Linked DNA regions of Mus musculus: region 1 is linked to region 2. A link is a loop called in an ENCODE intact Hi-C map of the cell type or tissue named here. Cell type or tissue: heart. All regions are shown on one strand. Each heading gives the region's core, and the rest is flanking DNA. Links, peaks and the distances in the headings are about the cores only.

Region 1 (8,329 bases), core at 107-8,106, 52 kb before region 2:
TGCAGGTCACGGAAGCAACATGCAGGCAGGCCTCGGGTGTGGAGGCCAGTGTATCACTTGAGGCTGTAGGATCTAGGGTCTGATCTGACTCAGAGACTTCCCACTGGGTGGCCTGGGCGTGTTTTGGTCACCCTTTCTCAGCTTTAGCTTAGCCGTCTGTGAAAACCGGGGCCGATAGACTTCGCCTCATTGGGTCACGGTGCAAAGTCAGAATCAAGAATCATAATTGCTTCCCTGGTAGCTAAGGCCTGACAGTGGGAACTCCAGGCTGCCTTCTCTCTCAGTCCGGGTCCAAAGCCCAAGGTTTCAACTTTATGGCTGCTAGGGACTGCCTCTAGAGGCCCCTGTGTTGAAAAGTTTGCTCCCCAGGGTGCTGCTATGGGGAGGTAGGGAAACCTTTCAGAGGCTGGGCCTAGCAGAAGGCCTCCCCGCCACCGAGCTGTGCCCCAGAGAGGACTGTGCCTCTTCTTTATAAGCTGACAAATCTCAGGCAGACTAGGAGGGGCCATGGGGAAAGCTGTGGCTCCTGCCTCTGCTGTCATGAATGCTCAGGTCACAAAAGTCAACCAGAGATGCTGAGGGGAATACAGAGCACCTGGCCCCAGACAGACAGTCAGACACACTCACCACAAACCCATGGGGACTGAGAGTTCAGGGCCTCGCTGAGGGAACACAAAGCACCCGCCCGACATTCTCTCTCTCTCTCTCTCTCTCTCTCTCTCTCTCTCTCTCTCTCTCACACACACACACACACACACACACACACACACTCATGGTAAACCCATGGGGCCTGAGTGTTGAGGGCCTCTAACCATGGTTGAATTTATCTCTTCATCTCACCTTGAAAGATGAGACTGAGCAAGAGCAGCCCCGGGCACTGGGCAGGTTTCTATTTGCTCCCATCATTGTCCTTTGAGGTGCAACACAGCCAAGTAAGATTTCACAGGCCTGTGGGGCAGACAGTGCATCCTAGACATAGGCCTACTAATGTCTTGAACCTTTCATGGCTCCCACTGTTCAGAGGGACCAGCCAGCTACCAGTCAGTTCTGCAGCCCAACCTGCCTTTCTCTGGGCAGGAGGACCCTGGGCACATGCGTGTCTATTCTGAGCCTCAGCTCTCACCTGGAGAATGGAGAATATGTTTTCTTACAGGCTTGCCTGGATCTATAGGACATCTCAGGCTGTGGGGCTTTGGGTGTTCCTTCCCCTGTTGATACAATATCTGCCAAAAGCAACTAAAGGGAAAAGGGGCTCACCTTGGCTCACAGTTTGAGGCTACCGAACACTCAGCTGGATACCAGCACTCAGTTTACGTTCACCAGGATGCCACCACCCACAGAGGCCACGCCTTCCTTCCTCAGCTACCCTAATCAAGGTAACTCCCAGATAATTCTGGATCTCAAATTGACAACTGAGATTAACCATTGCATGGGCTACAATTCATAAAGGTCCAGGCAAACTGGCATGAGCCCAAAAGTCAGCTTTGGTATGAGTGAGTTGGATTCAGCATGAAAGCCAGACTCAGCATGAGGGAGTCAGGCTCAGCATGAGGGAGTCAGGCTCAGCATGAAAACCAGGCTCAGCATGGGGAGTCAGACACAGCATGATAGAGTCAGACTCATCATGAGGGACTCAGACTCAGCATGAGGGAGTCAGAAGAGTCAGACTCAGCATGAGGGAGTCAGGCTCAGCATGAGAGAGTCAGACTCAGCATGAGGGAGTCAGGCTCAGCATGAGAGAGTCAGACTCAGCATGAGGGAGTCAGGCTCAGCATGAGAGAGTCAGGCTCAGCATTATAGAGTCAGACTTAGCATGAGGGAGTCAGAAGAGTCAGACTCAGCATGAGGGAGTCAGACTCAGCATGAGGGAGTCAGACTCAGCATGAGGAGTCAGGCTCAGCATGAGGGAGCATGGCTAAAAGACATGTTGTCCTGTGATAGAAACCCTACAAGTGCAGACTGCAAATCCTTGGTTCTACTCTTGCCTCCACGTATAGGTGGTGAAGCCTGGAAGGGGAGGTGGAGGTGTCCTGGGGTGAGGTAGTAGACAGGTTGGTCCTGGGGAGATAGGACCCATAGTCCTCTTGCTGCCCAGCTCTGCTGCTCCTATGGTGTGTCTAAATTTACCTCTTGTGCCTCATTCTTCCTGTGCATAGTAAAATGGGAAGCAAGGCCTCCTGAGGGCTGGATGGGAGGACTCCCCAGCAATCTGCAGTGCTTGCCAGGTTCTAGAGCGAGCACTAGTGAGCAGTTCAAATCTTGGGATGAATTCGACTGGTCAGAGAGCCTCCCCACCCAGGACCCCAGTACGTCTTCATAACTCCACTGTTACTGTCCTCATTTTCCTGATGGGGGAAACTGAGGCTCAGGCCAAGGAAGGACGTTTCCCTATGTTGTCATGAGGATTGGAAGCTAGGCTAAGGCACCACACATTTGTCTTTGGTCTCACCTTGGTTTTTTTGTTTTTATTTTATGGATATGTGTGCTTAGCGTGTGCCTGCCCAGTGCCCACAGAGGACAGAAGAGGGTTTTGGATCTCCTGTAACTGGAGTTACAGATGTAGTTGCTGGAATTTGAACTCAGGACCTCTGAAAGAGCAGCCAGTGCTCTTAACCGCCGAGCCATCTCTCCAGCCGCCTCACTGCATCCTTTGTTGGACTTACCATTGGTGATGATCGATTTGTTTTTCTTACTTCTCTGTTCATGTCTCCCGACATGAACGACAGCTCCAAGAGGGCGCTAACTTTCCTCTTTGAGATTCACCAGGAAATCCTTAATGCTGGATCAAGTTCTTAGAAAGTCATTGTTCCATGAATTCATAGTTTTCTTTCTTGTTATCTTTTCAAGACAGGATTTCTCTGTGTAGCGCTGGCTGTCCTGGAACTCACTCTGTAAACAAGGCTGGCCTTGAACTCACAGACATCTACCTTCCTCTGGCTCCTGAGTGTTGGGATTAAAGGTGTGTGCCACCACTATCTGGAAAATATTTAGTATGACTCTTTTTTTATAATTTACTTTTATTTTATGTTCATAGGTATTTTGCCTACCTGTATGTCTGTGATGATAGCAGAAAGTCTGGAACGGGAGTTACTGATAGGTGTGAGCTGCCATTCGGGTGCTGAGAGTTGAACTCTGGTCCTCTAGAAGAGTGGCCAGTGCTCTTGACTGATGAGTCTCTCTCCAGCGCCTGTGCCCCATCATTTTCTAATTATCAGAAAAACAAAAAAAAAAAAAGAGTTTCATGTTGTAGCACATGCTACTGCTGTGCTGCAGTGTCCCGTTCCAGCCAGCAGATGGCAGCAGAAAACAAGCTACCTGCCGGGTGGAGCCCAGGTGAAGTAGGTTTGATTTTTCCAGGTTGGCAGAAGTGTGTGAAGTGTGTGTGTGTGTGTGTGTGTGTGTGTGTGTATCTCTGTGTGTGTGTGTCTGTCTTTTTGTCTGTCTGTCTGTCTTCTCTTTCCTCCTAAGCCTCAAAAATCCTGTCTTAATAGCTTACACTGACCATTGTCATTGAGTAGGCACAGAGGCACTGTTGTGTTGAGGTGACAGAGACACCTGCTCTGCTTCTGGCCTCCAGGTGCCATTCCCTGTGCTGCCCTGTGTTGAGGCTTTGAGCATCTATGCTCTTGATGTCCAGAGCCAACAGTGTGGCTTTCTGGGCAAAACTTATGAAGGATTTCCACTGAACCAGGTCTGCTGCCATCTTAATATTCAGAAGGCTAGGGCAGGAAGATTGACAAACGGTTGAGGGCAACCTGGGTTATGTAGTCAGTTCCAGGCTAGCCTGAGCGACAGCATGAGACTCTCTCTGTCTTTAAAAAAAAAAACAACCAATCAAAACAAACAAGAAAGCCAAAATAAAACTTTTTAAAAGAGTCAAAAGACGGTAGATCCGAGTGCTGAGCAGAGGGCCCTTCGAAGCTCCAGGCTTTCTGTGCTATGTAGATCGGATACAGGAGGCCGGATCCATTTGTTTTGGGTGGGTGGCTGAGGAACCCGTGTCAGGGCCATCTCAAGTTCAGCAAGTGTTAAGGGCTGAAGCCATGGGCTTGGGCAGTGTGTGGAGCCAAGCAGGGGAACCAGCCTGGAGACCACTTGTTCTGAGCCCAGGAGGCCAGCTCTGCAGGAGTCCCGGAAAGAGGCCTCGGCCCCTCTCTCTTCCTCAGACGGGCTCCTTGCCTGAGCCTTTCATCCATGTAGTGATTTATCTCCTAATGAAGGACGGGGCAGCCTTGGAGGCAAAGGTGCTTTTGATGGGCTGTGAGCCTCTCCTTGGCAGCCCCTCCAGCTGCTCTCCAAGGGGCCAGGCTGACCCACACTTCCTCTCTGCCAAGTGAGGATTAGGGAACCGTAAAGCAAGGACCCCTAAACCCTGTCCAGAGAGCACACATTTGGGCCTCAGATGCTGCCACAGCAAGATGGGACTGTAGAAGCTTGCTCCCTGGAGGAGACACTCCTTGGATGCCCGGTTCTGTCTCCTGTCTTATGGGGGTGCCTCCTGGTCCAGCTTGGACAGAGATGGTCAGGGTCACCCCCAAAACTAGGAACCCCAGATGAAGCCAGGACTAAAAGAGCTCACTGGTGTGACCAGGGAGCAAGGCAGCCAGCCACAGCTAGACTGAGAATAAAGCCAGCCCTGGGTGGATTGGCAGGAGGAGCGAAGCACCCTCTGCGTGCTCAACACAGATGCAAGCTGGTCTTATTACAACACCCAGACAAAGAACCCAAGAGTGGGGGTGGGGTAGGGGTGGAGTGGGGTGGCAGTGGGGGAGGAGGCTGCATATCAAGTCCATGCAGCTAGGAAGTGATAGTCCGAATGGACAATAAAGAAAAATTTTTACATTATACTATTTGAAAAAAAAAATCTCTGTCTCAAATGTTACCTCTTTTTCTCGCCCCCGCCCCCTTTTTTGGACACAGGGTCTCAGGTATACTGATAAACTTGATATAGCGCTGAGGGTGACATCGAGCCTGCAATCCTGTCTTCGGCTGCTGGTGCTGGGATTAAATGGGTGAATGGCCACAGAGGTTTACTGAATGTGGGGATCAAATTCAGAGCTTTGTTCATGCCAGGCAAGCACTCTCCCGGCTGAGCTACATCCCCAGCCTGCTTTTACTAAGTATCTCTTTATTTTGATACATATTTTCATTATTCTACCCAGGCTAGCATCAAACTCCTGGGCTCAAGCAATTCTCCTGCTTCAGTCTCCCAAGTAGCTGGGGTCACAGGTGTACTGTTATACCTGGGCAACATTAATCTGTGTTAATGACTCGGTTATGGGGAATCTGGTATGAAATTAAGATGCACTGTAGGAGCCGCAGAGAGCAGCCTTCTTTGCCCCCTGCCTTTGTCCCTGCTCCAGACTGGCCCAGACTGGCCCAGACTGCTTTCCATAGTCCTCACCGAGAATCTGAGGGCCCCGGAAAGGATGCTGGTATATGACAGAATAGTATGGGGAGAGCAGCACCAAGGTTAGCCCAGGAGGAGCTAAGGAGGTTGTTCCCGTCAGTAAAGTCTTTACCATAGAGGTGTGATGATCTGAGTCCAAATCCACAGCCCCATATGAGAAGCCAGATATGCAGTGTATGTCTGTAGCCCAGCACTGGAGGGTGGGGTGGACAGAGGTGAGTCCTGCATTTCTGGTGATCCAGTGAGCTCAGGGTGCAGTATGGGGCCCTACCTCAAAAAGGTAGGTGGACATCAAGAGACGATAGAGGAAGAAACTGATGTAGACTTCTGGCTTCCACGCGTGCACATACATGGTAGACATGTGAACACACCTGTACACACACACACACACACACACACACTAGCATATAAATAAAATCAACGAGAGAAAATGATTGGAAGTGTCCCCTCCCTCTTTAAAGGCTACATGTAAGGGACAAAGCATTTTGAGAAAAGCCCACAGTATTCAATTATGGAAAAGGGGACAGACTTTGTAAATGAAGCCACACTACTCCCCTGGGCTAGTGCTACTGGACATGTGACCTTTCTCTAGCTCCAGAAATGTTTTTCTCCTTCAACACACTATCTCGGTTTCTACCACTGTCCACGAGTTCCTGGTCTGTTTCCTGCTTCAGGCCACACAGACCTGGAGGTCCCAGCAGTAGCTCTCAGGACCCTTCTGCAAACCTGTAATGTGTGCAGGCAAGCTGAGCTGCACACCTGTAACACGTGCAGAGGCAAGTGCTGTACACCTGTAACAGGTGCAGGATGCAAGCACTACACACCTGTAACAGGTGCAGGAGGCAAACTGAGCTGCACACCTGTAACACGTGCAGAGGCAAGTGCTGTACACCTGTAACAGGGGCAGGATGCAAGCACTACACACCTGTAACAGGTGCAGGAGGCAAGCTGAGCTGCACACCTGTAACACGTGCAGAGGCAAGTGCTGTACACCTGTAACAGGGGCAGGATGCAAGCACTACACACCTGTAACAGGTGCAGGAGGCAAGCTGAGCTGCACACCTGTAACACGTGCAGAGGCAAGTGCTGTACACCTGTAACAGGTGCAGGATGCAAGCACTACACACCTGTAACAGGTGCAGGAGGCAAACTGAGCTGCACACCTGTAACACGTGCAGAGGCAAGTGCTGTACACCTGTAACAGGTGCAGGATGCAAGCACTACACACCTGTAACAGGTGCAGGAGGCAAGCTGAGCTGCACACCTGTAACACGTGCAGCATTGCCTTTGAGTGTGTCCTATCTGCCAACTTCCCTGGTCTAAACAAGCCACCTGATGTGGGTGGGAGAGGATTGGATAGTTGTTTAGGGCTTTTAGAGTGGACAGCACCCCACTTGGGTTTAATTAATCTAGACTTAACTCTCGATAGACCAGCCAAGTGCCAGGGCTGCACATCCCACTTGGGAGGTCAGGTTGTGATATACATGAGCTTAGACTGAAGATTGGTCCTGGGAAGGGTCTCCTCAGATGGACCACTCCATCCTGAGCAAAGCACAAGGGAGGGGCTCAGCACCAGGCATCAGTGTGGCATACTTACCTGCCCCGTCCAGGACATGGGCCTGAAGGAGTGGCTTCCCTGCCAGTTGGGGTCCATGCAAGCCAGGGCAGAGAACAAGAACTCACCGCTCATAACAAGATGAGTGAGCTAAAAATTCTCCCTTCTCCACTGGTCGTCTCTGACGCCTTGTAGACCAGTGGGGAAAATACCCCATAAGATAATCAAAGGGTTGGGGTGGCTCCCAAATGAGAAACAGCTGACATTGACACTGAGCGTAATGGTCAGTGTCCTCTAGGGTAATAGAACTTACAGAATTTTATATGGTATTTATTATATACAGTATGTAATTTTATATAGGGTTTAAAATATTATTAAATAAATATATATAATTATTATGTTACATGTAATATATAGAGAGTATTATAATTGGTTATAGGCTGTGGTTCAGCTAAGATAACAATGCTTGCCTATGACTAGAAGGTCCAAGAATCCAATAGTTCAGTCCACCAGGTTGAATGTCTCAGATGGTCTTCAGTAGACCCCGGAATCCTAAAGTGGGCTCTAATGCCAGTGAAGGCAGGGACTTGCCTGTGATGGTGAGTAAGCAAAGACAGAGCTCCCTTCTTCCATGTGCTTCAGATAAGGCTGCCAGCAGAAGGTGTGGCCCAGGTTAGAGGTGGATCTTCCCACCTGGAAGATCCAGATTAGGAGAGGATCGTCCCACTTTAAACAATTAAGCCAAAGTCCCTCACCGGTGTGCTCAACCATTGTTGGGTTTTAGTTAATTCCAGATGTAGTCAAGTTGACAACCAAGAATAGCCACCACACTGGGAAGACATCTTTGGGTATTCTACTTTGGATCTCTGATGCTGTGATACACACCATGGCCAAAAGAATGTTGGGAAGGAAGGGGTTTACGGCCTTCAGTGTCTTCATCCCAGTTCTTCACTGAGGCAAGTCAGAGTAGGAACTCAAGCAGGAGCAGAGGCAGGAGCCAGGAGAAAAGCGATCAAAAAAGTACCACAGACATGTCTAGAGGTCAGTCTGAAGGAGGGATCTTCTCAACTAAGGTTCCCTTTTTCCCAAATGACTCTAGTTTGTGCTAAATTGAGAAGAAGAAGAAGAAGAAAAAAAAACTAATTTGCTTAGGTGGGGGAAAAGGACAAGGGCTTTGAAGGATGAATAGGAGTTCACCAAAGGTCCTAAGAAGGAAGGAAAAGGCTTTTTTACACAGAGTTTACAGCCAGTGCAGTAGAACAGAGCTGTGGAGGGGGCTGGAAGGCAGCAGGAGGCTGGTACCTTTGTACTAGCATGAGACAGCACCTGGGAGAGGTGAATGAATGAATGCATGTATTTCAAAT
Region 2 (8,278 bases), core at 279-8,278:
GGTTAGTCATTTCAAGAGAGATGTGTGTGCTTGCAGGGACAGTAGCAGTTTGGGACATGCTGGTAGGGGAGGGGGAGACCCATGGGAGAGGTTTGGCTCTTCACGTCTCCTTGTGCTCATCTGACAGTGTGCCTGCCACATGGTACCCAAAGGCCACTCAGTGCTGCTGTGAGCCACAGCTCTACCGTCAGGTCTGGGTCTACTGGGTCCACATAAGACGGGCATGGGTAAGCACACACGATCATTACCATCACCAGAAGACAAGAAACCAGGGGTTGGGTGCAACCTGGAACCTACCACAGACACCAAGTCGTCCTCAACGCCTCAAAAGCTAGAAGCTGTCAGTGCTACAACATTCTCAGTCAGGGTTCTTCTTCAGCTAAGTGTGCAGCAACCATCCGTCCGTCCGTCCATCCGGAGACTGCTCCAGCTCCGAGTGGGCGCTTTGCCCTCCCCCCAGGGGCTGAGTCCTGTGGGAGTGCACGCATGGGCTGCAAAGCACTAGATCTTTCTCCAGGAATCCCCTCACTTGGCCTCTGGATCACTAACAGGCCCACAGTCTTCGGTTTTGCACTTCCAGGCCAGGACCTTCGAGAGCTTCAGAGAAGCCACATTCTCCTCCAAGGAAGAGGAGGGCCACCTGGCTCCCTGTGGCAGAAGTGATTTCATAACCGAGGAACAGAAAGAGTGGCCAAAGTGTACAGACTTCAATGAAGAGGTTAGGAGAGTCCAGAACTTTGTGCCCAACCTTCCCGGTTAACTCAGACAACGGTGGTCAACCCCTCTCTTGGGCCTCAGGCCACACAAGCCACTTGATGTCACACCTGCAGCCGCAGACACAGATCCTTGGGACCCCAGCTGGTGGAGCAGTCTTAGGTCAGTTTATTAGCTCCTTTGAGCACCAGCGTGGCACTAGGTTTTGCTAGAGATGTCTATGTTGACTCTATGGACCTCTGCTACCCGGAGGATGTGGGGCCCAGAGGCAAGGGGTTGATGGGTACCCCATAGGGTGTGCTCACATCTGAGGGGAGGAAGCAAGGTGACCCTTCCTGACACATAGAAATGAAGTACCATCAAGCAGAAAGACTGGCTGACTGGGCCTGAGGGTCTGGGACGGAGGAGGGGCTGGTGTAGGCTGGTGAGGTATTTTTGGCCCTGCCCCAGCTCACGCCATCTTGTTGGCTTGTTCTTGCTCCTGATCCTTTTGCACCTTGGACACCCAGCTGTCTCTATAGAGCTGTGACTGGAGAGGTTTGTACCAGCTGGTGAAGTAGCTGCCCATGGCCTCTAACCACTGGGCAGATCTTCACATCCACAGATGCTCTGGAGACCAGTGTCATTCCAGCCCTAAAAGCCAATGGTGGCAAAGCAGCGCATGGTGGTGAGGCTGAGAGCTGGGACAGCAGTGACTACTGTTCTCATGGCGACACATGGAGGGTTCAACTTGGCACCTCAGGTTGACACCTGTGAAATGTCCTGGCCCAAATTCTGAGGCCTGGGACAGAAGGGCTTTTCAAAACAGCAGCTCCCTGGTGGAAGGTGCCTTCTAGATGGTGGGGTGGGTCTGGCTGTGACGAGTTGGTGCCTCTGTACTGTTCTTCTCAGAGCCAGCTGCCACCAGGTCAGGTCACCAGGCAGAGGCCTATGGAGCTGTCGTCTGTCGTCGGACACTCCACAGATGAGCCCTTTGTGGGAATTGGCACCTGTGACTGGGCATAGTACCCTAGCAGCCAAGTTTCCATCCAGGTAGGCACCCAGTCACCTCCATAGAAAGCGGGGTCCCATCTATGCTCTCTGGACGTCCAGTGTGTGGAAAGGGGGAAGAGTCCACAGTTGTCTCAAGTGCATCTTAGTCCTGCTGCTTAGTGCCGTCATGAAATGCATGTGTGGGCCACTGGAGCCTGCTGGCGAGTGGCGCTTGTTCCCAGGTAGCTGGGTCAGAGGCCATCAGTGGATCTTGCAGGGTCCTAAGTGAAGCAATCAACCCTGGAATGTCCCAGGAGGGAGCTAGTGGCTTTGTGGGATTTCTGTGGTAGGTGACGGTCAGTTGAGGGGAGCCAGTGGGTGTCACTGGGCGGCTGGAGTGTGTGCCTGGGCCCCTCATGGGTGAGTCCAGGTAAGGAAGGAGTTTTCTTTCTTGGCGGGGTAAGTGGTCATCACACAGGAGCCTCTGGTCACTAACAGCACATACATTAGTCACAATTATGAACAACGGTCCCAGGGAGGCAGGGAAGTCTCAGCGGGCGAGCTGATGACCACACATGACCAAGCAGCTGCCCAGAGTCTCGTGGCCAGTGAGCAGGGCAAGCAGAACGGGCAGGTGAGGGAGGGAGTGACTCTCACCCCAGCCACCCCATCAGTAGTCTGGGCACCGGGTAGGAGATGTCTTCTCCCCCAGGAGGCTGTGGGCTCCTCAGGATTGGGGGATCTGCTGGCACCGGGTAGGGCTGGGTGGGAGTCGAGCTGCTGCGCTCTGCTCGGTGCGGAAGCTGTACTCGTACTGCAAGAGAAGGAAAGAGGCAGAGTCAGACCACAGGATCCTGGAGAAGGCCCCGCTGAGCAGAGGGGAGGCTCCTGATGAGCCTTAGGCAGAGCGACTGCAGGTCAGGCATCCAGGCCTGGAACTAGAGCTGGGATAGTGTTTCATTCTGTATGAAAGTGTGTGTGTGTGTGTGTGTGTGTGTGTGTGTGTGTGTGTGTGTGTGAGAGAGAGAGAGAGAGAGAGAGAGAGAGAGAGAGAGAGAGAGAGAGAGAGAGAACGCAGTGTCCACTACTGGTGCCAATGGCAAGCTCACACGAGAATCTTGTGCCACGCTGAGAGGCTCCAGTTGTGTCTAAAGCTCTCGGAGACAGAGATAGACCGGAGAGTGAACTCCATGCCTGACCAGCCTCTCTCAACCCTCAGGTCCTGGGACCCCTTGCTGTGCAGCACCCATGACAGCCACCTCAGTGACCCGGGGGAGAGGCAAGGGAAGGAAGGGCTTCTGGGCTCTCACAATCCTGCACCCTCTGTAGCCGGATCTCACGGCACCCAGAGCCTTCCTGGTGGGGACCCTCACAGCTACAGGCAGACTAACAGCAACTGGTGATGTGGGAGCCTGCCTTCTGCTGGCCACCCTGCTAGCCTGAGCCAAGAGCCAGTCTATGGAGGACCACTAACCCTTACAGTGCGGATCCTAATTCTATAGAGTAAATTCTGGCAGCAAAAGGCTCCAAGCCCAGTGAAAACTCTGAGAAGACACAAGTGTCTGGGGTGGGAGGGGGCCCTGCCGTGGGGTGGGCTGCAGAACAGGATTTCTTATCCCGGCAGAGGTGAAGAGGGCTTGTGGGATAGCCTGGGGTGCCCTATTAGGCGAGAGGCATTTATGTTAGCGGTTTCCAACCACGTTCAGTAGATCAGAACTGGTGAGCAGTGGGGGCTCTGGAAATGTTTCCAACAGGGAGGAGGTTGATGAACTGCTGTCTTGAGCTCAGTCACTCTGTGTGGACGCCCACATGGTACTCAGCCTGTGGAGCAGAGTGTGGCCAAACTGTAGGAGGAGAAGCTGCAGACCCCAGTCAGGCTGTGTGGCCCAAACAGCCTCATCACACCCCCAAAGGGAGCTGCCCTGAGAAAGAGTAGCTGAGGTCATGACCAAGGAGCCACTCAAGATAGTGCCCATATGACCTGTGAGTCCTGTCTTCCCGTTCTGGATCTTGGTGGACTCACTTCTAAGGTGGGGTACAGCCAGCCAATTCCAAGGGTGGCATAGGCCCTTCCTTGGTGGCAAGCAGTTTCTATTAAACAGCTGGTGGCTACGAGGGGAGCCTATCAGAGCGCCCACAGCTCCCCCTGCCATTTTCCCACCTTCTAGTGACTCTTGAAGGCACAGGACACCATCCCATCAGGCTAACACCATTTTATCAGGCTATAGGCAGCTGTCTACCCAAGACGCTTCAGGCAATGGTCGGCACAACACTGCCACCTGGTGGCTGCTTCGGTGTATGCATGTCAGTGAACAGAAACACATTCCAGCCTCTGTTGGCTTTATCTTACTCTGTTGGGGCTAATGGAGTGGTGGGTGGGAGGAGGAATGTTTGGAGGATGGGGTCATGTTGGGAAGACTATAAAGGCATAAGTCCTGTGGAATCCTTGGTTCCCAGGGCTCATAGTGTGGTGGCAGAGGGGCCCAGGAACCTTCCATATAGTCGAGGACTAACCACCACCTCCTAGGGCAGTTGTACAAGGCATAGGCCCAAGCAAAGGAGCCTTTCCCAGGAAAGAGCGAAACCATGGAAGGGCAGAGATGCGGGGGCGGGGGCTTAATGGTAGAGACTTGAGGGTAGAGGGCCAGGGGCTGTTCCCAATAGAACAAAGGCCTGGGATGTCAGGACAGCAGTTCAGACAGAGAAGGCACAGGCTAGGGAGAGGACAGGGTGTAGTTTTACTGGTGGCTGGGAGAGTCCCCGGGAGGCTGTGTGTGTGTGTGTGTGTGTGTGTGTGTGTGTAGAGGTAGCTGGACCACAGGGACAACAGCCATCATGCAGTCAGAAGACAAAGAGGATAGGTCTATACCCTTGGGGTGGGGGTTGACAGTCCTGGGGGCTGCCTGAGAAGTGACACCTTGGGGTGAGATACAGTAGATCCTGACCTGGAACCTGCAAGGCCTAGGCTAGCTAGGATGAAATTTTGAGTGGTGGTCATAAGTCTGGGGTGGGTCTGAAATATTCATTTTCTAGTGGCTTCTAGGTGACTGGAGTTGGGGTCAGTTCTGAAAGCAAGCCTGACCAATCACATGACCAACATGACCACAGTGATGTAGGGAGGGTTGGAGTGGGAGGGCCAGAGGCTAGACTACGGTGGTCAGGTGGGTGATGGTGAACCACGAGGAGAACTAGGGACAGGCAGGGTAGGGTATCGCACTTTGAAAGCCAGCAGTGATTCTCAGATGAGGGAAGGAAAAGGCTCACATGGTACCAACGCGGTCAGGGCTGGAGATGCTGCCTGAGCTGTTCAGAAGTAGGCCGTGCTGTGCCCAGCTCCCAGGGCAGAAGGAAGCCTGTGGGGCAGTGGAACTTTCTTCATTTAATGCTGTCCGGTTGGCCCCGCCCCAGGATATCCTAGCCTGAGACTGGTGCTGGGCAGATGGGAACTGCAGCTTTCTGGGTAGTGGGTAGGGGAAGCATGGCTGACCAGGCAGTGGGGCCTCCATGTGTGGGGTCAGGGGTCCGTGCCTGTGGTGGCTGGGCATGGGAGCGGGTCTCTGGGAGGGGCAAGGACCTGCCTTCCAGTTCACTGTGAACGCTCCTTTCTTTGCACTCTGGCTTGTAGTGGAGAAGGAGCGGCAAGCACACACTTGCCTTTTCCTGTGCTGCAGCCCAAGCACACGGAGACCCTGGGGGCTGGCACCACGCATGGATCCCTCGGCCCCCGCCCTCTCCCTGGAGCTTTTTCCTTTTTAGGTTATCCTGGCTGGAAAAAGTCACCTCCCCCACTCTTGTTTTCCCTAATTCCCCAAATGAAATTTCAACATATGTCCCCCGACATAATCCCCCTTAGGCTGCGGATAACCTTCCCACAGACGAGGTCCTCCACCGGGGATTCTTCGTCCCCAAAATGTTTGCCCAAGAGACTAGGGCCGCTTCTGGAAGCCCTTTCACTCCCTTGGGCAAACAGAGAGTACCTTTGAAGGTGGATTTGAGCCCAGGCCTGTTTACTCAAGACATTAGTCTCCTGCATAAGGAAAACCTGCACTTGAGTACAAACAGCAAATCCTTTTTGAATTAAAAATATTTTCAATTAAAAAGCATTTGGTGTGCAGAGCCCAGTCCAGCTGAGCAGTGAAGGGCAGGGTGCCCTCTGGTGGACACAGCCTGTCATCGCAACTGTAGTGCTGGCTTGGCCTAGGAAAGAGATATCACTGTCAAAGGCTCTGTAGGGGACTTTCCCAGAGGCCCCAGGACCTTGTAATAGACAGCCTCAGGCCTCTCAGGCAGACAGGTCAGACAGTGGGTCACGGTCTCCACAAGCCCTTGCTCTCAGGAGACTAGCATTGTGTTAGGAGGAGGTGGCAGCATCATAGAGGCTAGGTCACTGCAGCCACCAGGGAAAGGGGTGACTAGCTTCTCCTGCCACTCACAGGGGAGCTGTGGGAGTCACTGGGGTGATCTGTGCCAACACACCCAGCAGTGCTTGTGCCCAAGAGGCCGATATGGGGAAAGCAGCAGCATTTATGAAAGGTCCTGGGTCCTTTTAATGATTGGTAAGGGGAGGCTTGCCTGACTCAGAAGTGCTTGCTGCCTACCAACGGGGCAGTAGTGGGGGTGGGGCTGGCATGCACAGGTTGTACCTGCTCAGGCCCTCGTCCTCTCCTGATTCAGTGCCAGTCACATCCACAGGGGGACAAGGCAGGCAGGAAGGTTTCTTTCTAGCTCTTTACTCTGCAGTCAGGAAGCATGCTGAGGGAAGGATCCAACTTCCTGAGACCCCAGAGTGAGGCAGGACAGTGCTGGTCCTGGCCCAGAGGGGAGCCTGGAGCAAATGCTGAGCTGGACAGGTGTCCATGCCCACCCCTTGATGGGCTGCAGGTGGGAGACATGGGGTCAGGTGACAACCAGAGCCAAAGCAGGTGGCGTGGCAGCAGATCACAGAAGGCCCTGGAGTGTGGGCTAGAATAGCAGAGAGATGGTTCAGGGGTGGAGAACAGTGGAGGGAAGGCTGGGCTTTCACAGATGGCCTAATGCCAGGGCAGAGGGAGTAGTAGAGGCTAGACCAGACAGCCCAGGATAGCTATGAATTCAGTCGAGAACAAAAAAGTAATTTATTAAAACATCATAAAAGTTCACTTACTTTTTTTTTTTTTAAGACAAGGTAGCCTCGGCTCTACATCCACAGAGATCTGCCTGCTTCTGAAGTGCGGTATTAATGGCGCGCACCGCCACCCCCAGCTCGAGGGTTGACATTTGTTGGACCTCAACCACACCATTCTTGAGGATGAGCTTTGTAAACGACTGTGTGGTGAGAGAAGTTGAGGGGCAGGACACAGCAGCCACCCGCCTGCTCTTCAGACCTCCCTTGGGCTATTCCATTATCCCTCACCTCCCAGGCACTGCCACAGCCTGCACTCAAACCTGTGTCCCATTTGTAAATACACCTTAGACCTCAGCCCTTCCTCATCCACAGCTCAGCCTCCAATGAGCCTCCATTCTGCCAGGTGCCCTTTCCACTCATGGGCTCCATGTTCTCCATGCTGTGTCTTGGACCTGGGGTTCAATCCTGGGGAAGGATTGGGGTGGGTCTGCTGTGGGCTGGGCCTGCTGTGGAGCGGGCCTGCTGCACCGCATTTCTGGGATGGGCTAGCTTAGACTTTGCATCTGCCCTCTAACAGGGACTCTAGATATTCCACTTAGCATGCAGGGCTGGGAACGTCTGGACCCATGCAGTCCGCAGGCAACCAAAGGGCTGAATGACACAGAGGGGGAGGACTCTGGGGTCCATGTCTTGTCAATGTTTTCTATGTGAGTCTGTACTGGGTGACAGCAAGGCCCAGCAAGAGTGTCACAGGCAAAGTGGGGGAGCTGGGCTTCTAATGGGGCAGGATGACCAGCGCCACAACAGTGAGCACCCCGGTTCTGTCCTCTCTCCATGTGGACACTCAGCAGAGTCACACGCTACCTGACTCCCATGGAGCGACTGTCAGCCTCCGTGCCTCTCCTGGAGAGAGGTGTACACTTCCCAGCTAGGCAGAGGATGAAGGCTGCCACACCACAGCGGCAGCAATACCACGCTGTCAATGGGGACATTTCATGAAGCAGATGGAAAGCTCTATATCACGACTATTAAAAGCTGAGAGTGAATGACAGGTAGAGGAGCTGCACGGCTGAGAACGGGGGAACAAGCTTCCTCTATGGATACAGAACAGCCTCCCCTTGCTGTGGTCCCACAGGCAGGCACCTGTGGGTGGGGCCTGCTTGCTGGGGAGGCCTGGGATTGGGTGGGTCTGTGGAGATGTATGTGTGTGTGTGTACAGGTGAATGGAAGCCACAGTTGTGGTTGAGATGGCATCTCAGCATTCACCTGGACATTAAAAACTGGGGGGGGGGGCTGTCTGTAATGCTGGAACACACCCTCCTCTACGTCACTGCAGGAAACACCTGAAGAGACGCTGCAGGTCGTGCAATGCCACATGGGGTATCCTGTGGAGGTCCTGCCCCACTCCATCTCTGCTACAATACAGGTGTTTGTCACCTCTGCCTGGCAACTTTTTCTAGCTCTGCTTGGGGAATTGCTGTACTTTAA

What was found. Hi-C counts contacts between places; a loop is a spot of excess contacts. Peaks named below come from ENCODE experiments on the same cell type or tissue, not always from the same donor. Only the 100,000 strongest peaks of a DNase experiment are listed, where the experiment ranks them.
Region 1: a loop joins it to region 2, with 9 times the contacts of the local background. A loop is called at or near these places in 28 of 42 quality-filtered maps.

What each region holds. Positions count from the first base shown.
Region 1 is chr2:33,679,129-33,687,457 of GRCm38, forward strand. No RefSeq gene overlaps it. Among named protein-coding and RNA genes, the nearest start is that of 9430024E24Rik, 36 kb to the right of the region's middle. In heart, for the core only: a CTCF peak has its summit at 3,270 (motif pointing right); no DNase peak of the experiment used is centred there; H3K27me3 peaks cover 3,132 bases.
Region 2 is chr2:33,731,032-33,739,309 of GRCm38, forward strand. It overlaps Mvb12b (multivesicular body subunit 12B), which reads right to left. Exons shown (of 10, transcript NM_175184.4): 10 at 1-2,500. The coding sequence ends at 2,414. It overlaps Gm52507 (a long non-coding RNA gene), which reads left to right and starts at 2,451. Exons shown (of 4, transcript XR_003953788.1): 1 at 2,451-8,278. In heart, for the core only: CTCF peaks have their summits at 3,972 (motif pointing left) and 5,841 (motif pointing left); no DNase peak of the experiment used is centred there; H3K27me3 peaks cover 913 bases.